Regions from separate parts of the Homo sapiens genome. Here region 2 is linked to region 1. Evidence: chromatin contacts called from ENCODE POLR2A ChIA-PET data. All regions are on one chromosome and are shown on one strand. Each heading gives the region's core, a stretch centred on a gene start or an enhancer-like site at or near the end of the contact. The rest is flanking DNA. Distances are from core to core; before and after follow the strand shown. Region 1 holds the start of HYPK (huntingtin interacting protein K). Region 2 overlaps DENND4A (DENN domain containing 4A).

Region 1 (4,281 bases), core at 1-2,500:
TGACAGCAGGAGGCAGCAGATTGCTGAGGCCCCCACATGGAGGAGGATGTAGAACAGGCGGCTGCAAGTGGATGCGGTGAGAGAGGGCCACCTAGAGTGGCAGCAGCTGGCACAAGGAGCAGGCCCACAGCAGCACACCTGGGAGTAGAGCAGATGCAAGGCAGCGAGGTGGAGACTTGCTGAGGAAAGGCATACGTTAATGTATGTGTGAGGTTAACCCAGGAGGTTGAATTCCAAAATTTCCCCTTCCCCTTTCTTCCTTTTACTCAGGTTCTGTTTCAAGCTGATTCCAGCCATTTGGGATTGCCGCCCACTGACAACTTAGTAGGGCTTTCATTATAAGCAGGCTTGAGATATCTGACCTTTCTCTCGACCTAAACACCTGGGGCTGGAAACATGGCGGGAGAGATTTACAGATTATACCTGGGGCAACGAACCAGAACGACATTAGAGGAGAAAAGAGGCCTGTCGTTTTTATTGGCTTCTGCACGTCTTCCTCCCCAGCTTCGGCCACTCTCCCCTTCGCACCCTCTCACCTGACAGAAGGGACTTTTCACTAGGACACTGCTGCCTCCGCTGTGCTGCTGTGCCAGGCCCAGGGAGGTGCCGGGGCTGGGGCCGGCCTTGGCACCCACCATCCTTGTCCCAGGGATTAGGCTTAGGTCCACCAGATGGAAGGCAGATGAGAGCAGCAGTTGCTTCTGTCCTCAGCCCATTGGACTGCCACTGTGTTGGGGCTGAGCACCCGGTCCCGGGCAGAATGGAGACGTCCGGAAGAGAACACTGACCTCCAGGTTGCGGTAAATGCAAATGCCCTGTGAAGGAGCTTTGTCCTTAGGGCCTCAACACTGCGGCCACTCAGGCTGTTCTCTCCAGATTAGGGGGCAGTTTGTCTATCTGGCCCCCTGTGGATTAGCATTCTTTATTGGTTTAGGATTAGACGTCATTCAGGTTGAACGGAGTTCCCTGAGGTGGGTGGGTGCGTGTTTATGTGTTGAGGGGACTATTCCTAGTTTATGAGGTGGTTAAGGATATCGGTGGGGTGGGCTGGAGCGGTGTCGGGTTAGGTCTGAGAGAAGGCCTCGCACAAAACACTGTACAAACCCGAAAGGAAGTCTGAGAGACGAACCGCCTTCCTCCCTGAAGCTTCTAGAACTGGAGCAGAAAGAAGGTGTGGCCCAGGGCCAGCCCCGCCTCCTCCCCGGGCGGAAGCTGTGTCAGTTGCCGGAAGTCGGCGTGAGGTGGGGCTTATGCGGCGGCGTGGTGAAATAGATATGGCGACCGAGGGGGATGTGGAGCTGGAGTTGGAGACTGAGACCAGTGGACCAGAGCGGCCTCCGGAGAAGCCACGGAAACATGACAGCGGTGCGGCGGACTTGGAGCGGGTCACCGACTATGCAGAGGAGAAGGAGATCCAGAGTTCCAATCTGGAGACGGTAAGGTTGGCCAAGAGCATGTCGGGGCGGGCTGAGAGCAGAGGGGGGCTCTGAGGCTGTAGCTGGAAGCCAGCGCTCCAAGACGGGGTTCTGATCCCGTTGGCAGGAGGAGGCAATAGGGTAGAGCCGAGGGAAACAGCGGTCACCGGAGCGCGCCGCTTGCCTAAAGGAGCTTGATAGTGGGCTTAAGGGGACCTCAGGTGCATAGAATGGAATTAAACATAGTCCTTGCTACCTGGTAACACTTGTCATCGTGAATCCATGCATGAACCGCTTGTTTTGTTGGCCTTTTAGATTATTGGGAATTGTGGGTAGCGGTGCAGTAACTAGACCTGCCTTTCCCATAGGCCATGTCTGTGATTGGAGACAGAAGGTCCCGGGAGCAGAAAGCCAAACAGGAGCGGTAAGTCTTCAGGGGCAGCCAACTTTAACAGTTCTTCCCTCCCCGGTCCCCAGACAAAAATAAAAACCATTATTAAGCCTTTATACCGTTCTTCAAATTTATCACCAATTCCTGCAGATCTAGGCGCCACAACTTTACTCTTGTTAGCAGAAGGCCTCCTGGCAACACCTGCTGCCAAGACTCCAGGGGAAAGGAGTATTAGTGGGAGTTTTTATTTTCAATCAAGGGTTTATCAAGATTTATTTACAGGGCACTTCTGGGAATGACCCTTCCTGGGAGTTTATGGTGTTGGTTGAGAATGAGGACTAATATATTTAAATATTTTTGCAGGGAGAAAGAACTGGCAAAAGTCACTATCAAGAAGGAAGATCTGGAGCTAATAGTGAGTGGTAGTGCCTAACTAGTGTATGCGGAGGGGAGGCTATTCTGCTTAATTTGGGTTGTTTCCTGAAACAAGCGGAGTCAGTATATTTGGTGGCACATTAATGCCTGGGAACCTATGTAACATGATTTTTTTCTGCAGATGACTGAGATGGAGATATCTCGAGCAGCAGCAGAACGCAGTTTGCGGGAACACATGGGCAACGTGGTAGAGGCGCTTATTGCCCTAACCAACTGATGCGTGCTTTCTCAAATATACCTACTGGATTAATTTATGGCAATAAAATTTTTTTTTGTCTTTTTCAGTTTTATCATCTTGGGTCAAGTAGAGTGTATACTATATCCTATGTTGTGGAGAATTTATATGTTGGAGACTAACTGAATTTAAGTGACCCATTAAAATCTAGCACACCTGTATGAAAAATCAGTGTAGAAGAATACCTCATGTGCAGATGCTAGGTGGCAGGCCAGTCTCATTCATCTGACTAGCTCTCAACAGTATTCAAGGTACATCTGGAGTCTCAGCAGAGTTACTGTACTCAAATGGCATGTGTCTCCAAGACAGCTTATGAATATCTAAAAGGCCAGCTACCTGCCTAGGAGCCACTATATATATAGATAGATGTAGGTTATGAACCCAGTTCATAGGCCACCTTGAGTTAGAATTTTGGTACCTACAACATGCTTGATTTTGAGTGATTAAAAAAAAATAATTTGGCTGGGTGCTGTGGCTCACACCTCTAATCCCAGCACTTTGGGAGGTCGAGGCAGGTAGATCACGAGGTCAGGAATTCAAGACCAGCCTGGCCAACATGTGAAACCCCGTCTCCACTGAAAATAGAAAAATTAGCTGGGCATGGTGGTGGGCGCCTATAATCCCAGCTATTCTGGAGGCTGAGGCAGGAATCGCTTGAAATTGGAAAGCAGAGGTTGCAGTGAGCTGAGATCACACTACTGTACTACTGTACTCCAGCCTGGGGGAAAGAGTGAAACTCCATCTCAAAAAAAAAAAAAAAAAAAAAAGCCCGGGCACAGTGGCTCACACCTGTAATCCCAGCACTTTGGGAGGCTGAGGCAGTCGGATCATGAGGTCAGGAGTTGAAGACAAGCCTGGCCAACATGGTGAAACCCTGTCTCTACTAAAAATACAAAAAAAATAAAATTAGCCAGGCGTGGTGGTGCATGCCTGTAGTCCCAGCTACTCAGGAGGCTGAAGCAGAAGAATTGCTTGAACCAGGGAGGCGGAAGTTGCAGTGAGCTGAGATTGTGCCACTGTACTCCAGCCTGGGTGACAGAGCGAGACTGTCTCAAAAACAAAACAACAAAAAAGAATTTAGGGGCCAGGCATGGTGGCTCATGCCTGTAATCCCAACACCTTGGGAAGCTGAGGCAAGACGATCACTTGAGCCCAGCAGTTTGAGACCAGCTTGGGCAACACAGTGAGATTTCGTCTCTACCGCGCTCCCCCCACCACCAAAAAAAGAATTTAGGTACCTGAGGGTTAGAACATGGTAAGACTAGAAGATATCAAAGGTTGGGCCAGGTGTGGTGACTCATGCCTGTAACCCCAGCACTTTGGGGAGGCTGGGCTGGGAGGACTGTGTCAGGTCAGGATTTCCAGACCAGCCTGGGCAACATAGCATGACCTTGTCTCTACTAAAATTAAAAAAAAAAAAAGCCAGGCATGGTGGCATGTGCCTGTCTGTGGTCCCAGATACTCTGGAGGCTGAGATGGATTTGCTTGAGCCTGGGAGGTTGAGGCTGCAGTGAGCTGAGATTGTGCTACTGCACTCCAGCCTGGGCGACAGAGCAAGACTGTCTCAAAACGAAAAAAACCTATGAAAGGTTTTGATTGGTATTCAAATTCTAAGCCATAATACATTCTACATGCCATTTCCTATCCTAGAGAGAAGGTAATTTTACTTTAAAGGTTAATCAGGGCCGGGCGTGGTGGCGCATGCCTATAATCCCAGCACTCTGGGAGGCCGAGGCAGGTGGATCACCTGGGATCAGGAGTTTGAGACGAGCCTGGCCAAAATGGTGAAACCCCATCTCTACTAA
Region 2 (3,778 bases), core at 898-3,397, about 22 Mb after region 1:
CTGAGGTTAGGAGTTCAAGACCAGCCTGGCCAACATAGGGAAACCCTGCCTCTACTAAAAATACAAAAATTAGCCGGGTGTGGTGATGCATGCCTGTAATCCCAGCTACTTGGGAGGCTAAGACAGGAGAATCACTCGAACCTGGGAGGTGAAGGTTGCAGTGAGCCAAGATCATGCCACTGCACTCCAGCCTGGGTGACAGTGCAAGACTCCTCAAAAAAAAAAAAAAAAAAAAAAAAAAGCAATAAAGGAATCTGAAAGCAAATGATCAGTGACATCTCATTCCCAATTCCCAAAATGACATCAAAATTATATAACAAAAAGTGATTTGAGTATTCTACAATGTACAACTGCCTCTTGAAAAAGGCAATCATTACTACCATGTGAAGGACAGGTATGAAAAAAAGTTTTAGTTTAAGTTTCATTAAGTTAAATGGGGTAAAAATTCACTTCAGTCATACTGAACCATTTACAGTTTCCCCCTTTACACAACTCCATGCCACCTTTGCAAATTCAGTTCCTCCTATCAGAATATCTCTATTCCAATGGTCAACTGCTATGTAATATTGGAGACCTGCTCTTCGAAGCCTTCCTTACTGTTTTCTCCATGAGACCGTCATTCTCTTTTTGTATGCTTCTAGAGTATCTTGTACATATCTCTACTATGATTATCCCATTAATATTCCAATTATTTCTTTGAACATCTATTCTTCTCAACTAGATTATGCACTAAGAGTAAGCAATGTTACACCCCCATTTCTGTAAATATCTGTTTTAGCATACTCCCTGGCAGAGAGAAGTCAGTCAATAAATGTTTGCTAAATAAAGAATGATGTGATGTATTAATGGTATTAATATTAAAGAAGGTATATATCATCATACACATATGCTCATAAAATAATGACTCAAACTTCCAATTCTGTATGCAGAAGCTAATCACCTCCATTGTTTTTTACTTAAAAAAGGGAGACATTTTTAGTCTTCACAATAATCATGTATAGATTGGGGATGAAATAATTTAAGTTTCCTACTATATATAAAGCCACTGAGCAGTAACTTTTTTATTTCATAAAAATCATAATTTTTTTAATCATTAAGTATCCCTTTGTATCCACCACCTTTTAGAAAGTCTATTTACCTACACACCTATCCTCTGAGAATTGTATGTCCTGTATCATTCCCCTTCCATAAAAATTGGGCCTGAAAGCCATGTTTTATGAACCTTTGGCTTCATCGGCCACAGTTGATTAGACCAGAAAGAGATACCTGCCTCAGACTCAATTTTCTCCCAGAGGTTCAGAATGAAATCACAGAACCATGAGCGAATATATGAATTTAAGAGTTAGAAGACATGTCCATCCACGTGCAGTGGTGAAAGACAACATGCAAAGTAAGAAAAATGAAGTGGAAAAGCAGGAAGACTCAGAGAAATCATGCTACCCCAGGGTAGTAAGAAAATAGCTGCATGGGGCTGGGCACGGTGGCCTGTAATCCCAGCAAGTTGGAAGGACGAGGCAGGAGGATCACTTGAGGCCAGGAGTTCGAGGCCAGCCTGGACAACACGGTGAAACCCCATCTCTACTAAAAATACAAAAATGAGCCAGCCATGGTGGCATGTGCCTGTAATCCCAGCTACTCAGGAGGCTGAGGCAGGAGAATCACTTGAACCCGGGAAGCGGAGGATGCAGTGAGCTGAGATAGCACCACTGCACTCCAGCCTGGGCGACAGAGTAAGACGCTGTCTCAAAATAAAGAAAGAAAAAAAGAAAATAGCTGCCTGGGTTATAAATTTCCAGTTCCTGGTTTCCCTTCCCCTTCATGAGTCTTGGCTGTACTTCTATCATCGGGTACTGTGAAAACTCCAGCATCTTTGCCTAATGGGAACTAATTTCCCTTTTTGGGTAAGCCAGCTTACATTTTTTAAATTACAAACAATTTTTTTTTTTTTAAGACAGAGTCTTACTCTGTTGACCAGGCTGGGGTGCAGTGCCACGATCTCAGCTCACTGCAACCTCCACCTCCCAGGTTCAAGCGATTCTCCAGCCTCAGCCTCCCAAGTAGCTGGGATCACAAGCACGCACCACCACGCCTGGCTAATTTTTGTATTTTTAGTACAGATGGGGTTTCGTCATGTTAGCCAGGCTGGCCTCGAACTGCTGATCTCAAGTGACCTGCCTGCCTTGGCCTCCCAAAGTACTAGCATTATGGGTGTGAGCCACTGCACCGGGCCACAAACAAAAAAATTGATTAAACAAACCTCAAAAAAGAAAAGCAAAATATCAGTTAATCAAGGAAGCCAAAAAAAAGTTTTGTTTAAAAAAATGGCTGTTAGGCTGGGCACAGTGGCTCACACCTGTAATCCCAACACTGTGGGAGGCCAAAGTGGGCAGATCACAAGGTCAGGAGTTCGAGACCAGTCTGGCCAATACGGTGAAACCCTGTCTCAAATAAAAATATAAAAAGGTAGCTGGGCATGGTGGGATGCACCTGTAGTCCCAGCTACTGGAAGGCTGAGGCAGAAGAATCGCTTGAACCCGGAGGCAGAGGTCGCAGTGAGCTGAGATCAGGCCAATGCACTCCAGCCTGGGCGACAGAGGGAGACTCCGTATCAAAAAAAAAAGGCTGTTAAGCTGGTATCTTCAGATATTCCTCAGCACAATAAAATGAAAAATATTCACCAAACAGCAGTTTCAAACAATATTCTATAAATCCAACTTCAGTGTAGTTATGAGTAAGTATGAATAAAATTCTATTACAAAGTTCTGGTGTCCAGAAAAAATGAGAGATTAATAGGGAATTTCTTAGACTTTATCTGAACAAATTATTTTTTAAAGAAAAATAATATCAGTTACTACAATTTTGACCAAAAAGGGGGTGAGGTTTTTCTTCTCTGGTGATAACAGCCAGTCTTATCTAACAAGCCAAAGTAACACTGTATAGTTTCCCCCACCCATCTACACCCATTTATCTTAAAAACATGACATTTCAGAGTCCTCAACTAAAATACTCAGTGGTAAAATACAGTGACCTAAAAAAAAAAAAAAAAAAGCGTTCCCCAGTACCACAGTCATTACAGCTATACCTCAGAAATACTACAGGTTAGGTTCCACATCACTACGATAAAACCAATATCACAATAAAGGAAGTCACATGAATTTTTTGGTTTCCTAGTGCATATAAAAAGTTATGTTGCAGGCCAGATGCAGTGGCTCATGCCTGTAATCCCAGCACTTTGAGAGGATGAGGCGGGCGGATCACGAGGTCAGGAGATCGAGACCATCCTAGCTAACAGTGAAACTCCGTCTCTACTAAAAATACAAAATTATCTGGGCATGGTGGCACGTGCCTGTAATCCCAGCTACTCAGGAGGCTGAGGCAGGAGAATCGCTTGAACCCAGGAAGCAGAGGTTGCAGTGAGCTGAGATCACGCCACTGCACTCCAGCCCGGGTGACACAACGAGACTCCGCATCAAAAAAAAAAAAAAAAAGGCTATGTTGCTTTCAGCTCAGAGGAGGCCAACATGCAATTAAATACTGACTGCTATAAAAAGGATTTTAGGGCCCCATAAGGTGGTGCATGCCTACAGTTTCAGCCACTCAGAAGGCAGAGACAGTAAGACGGCTTGAGCCCAGGAATTTGAGGCCAACCTGGGAAATATGGCGAGACCACATGTCTAGAATAAATAAATAAAAATTAGAAGGAAAAAAAACCTTTGTTAATCTCAAGATACAAATTCAAGAGAAGGAAAAAGGCCAGGCGCAGTGGCTCACACCTGTA

Evidence for each region. ChIA-PET counts read pairs that join two places held with the same protein, here RNA polymerase II (POLR2A).
Region 2: POLR2A ChIA-PET joins it to region 1 with 11 read pairs in B cell. The contact joins the enhancer-like site here to the promoter of HYPK in region 1. POLR2A ChIA-PET finds 5 or more read pairs at or near these places in 2 of 52 experiments (B cell and activated CD8-positive, alpha-beta memory T cell).

The regions. Positions count from the first base shown.
Region 1 is chr15:43,799,349-43,803,629 of GRCh38, forward strand. HYPK (huntingtin interacting protein K) reads left to right here and starts at 1,251. Exons shown (of 4, transcript NM_016400.4): 1 at 1,251-1,436; 2 at 1,784-1,839; 3 at 2,170-2,221; 4 at 2,363-4,281. The coding sequence starts at 1,275. The coding sequence ends at 2,458. SERINC4 (serine incorporator 4) reads right to left here and starts at 872. Exons shown (of 12, transcript NM_001258031.2): 1 at 537-872; 2 at 1-138. The coding sequence starts at 638. SERF2-C15ORF63 (SERF2-C15orf63 readthrough) reads left to right here. Exons shown (of 6, transcript NR_037673.1): 3 at 1,147-1,436; 4 at 1,784-1,839; 5 at 2,170-2,221; 6 at 2,363-3,241. RefSeq lists enhancers at 1-669, 670-1,370, 1,278-1,527.
Region 2 is chr15:65,775,423-65,779,200 of GRCh38, forward strand. All of the region lies in intron 1 of DENND4A (DENN domain containing 4A), which reads right to left. Among named protein-coding and RNA genes, the nearest start is that of DENND4A, 15 kb to the right of the region's middle. RefSeq lists an enhancer at 1,884-1,933. Within about 2 kb of position 2,148, at least 5 of the 41 ENCODE cell types and tissues checked have a DNase peak (open chromatin) inside an H3K27ac peak, as active enhancers do; they include B cell, where a contact is called at or near this core.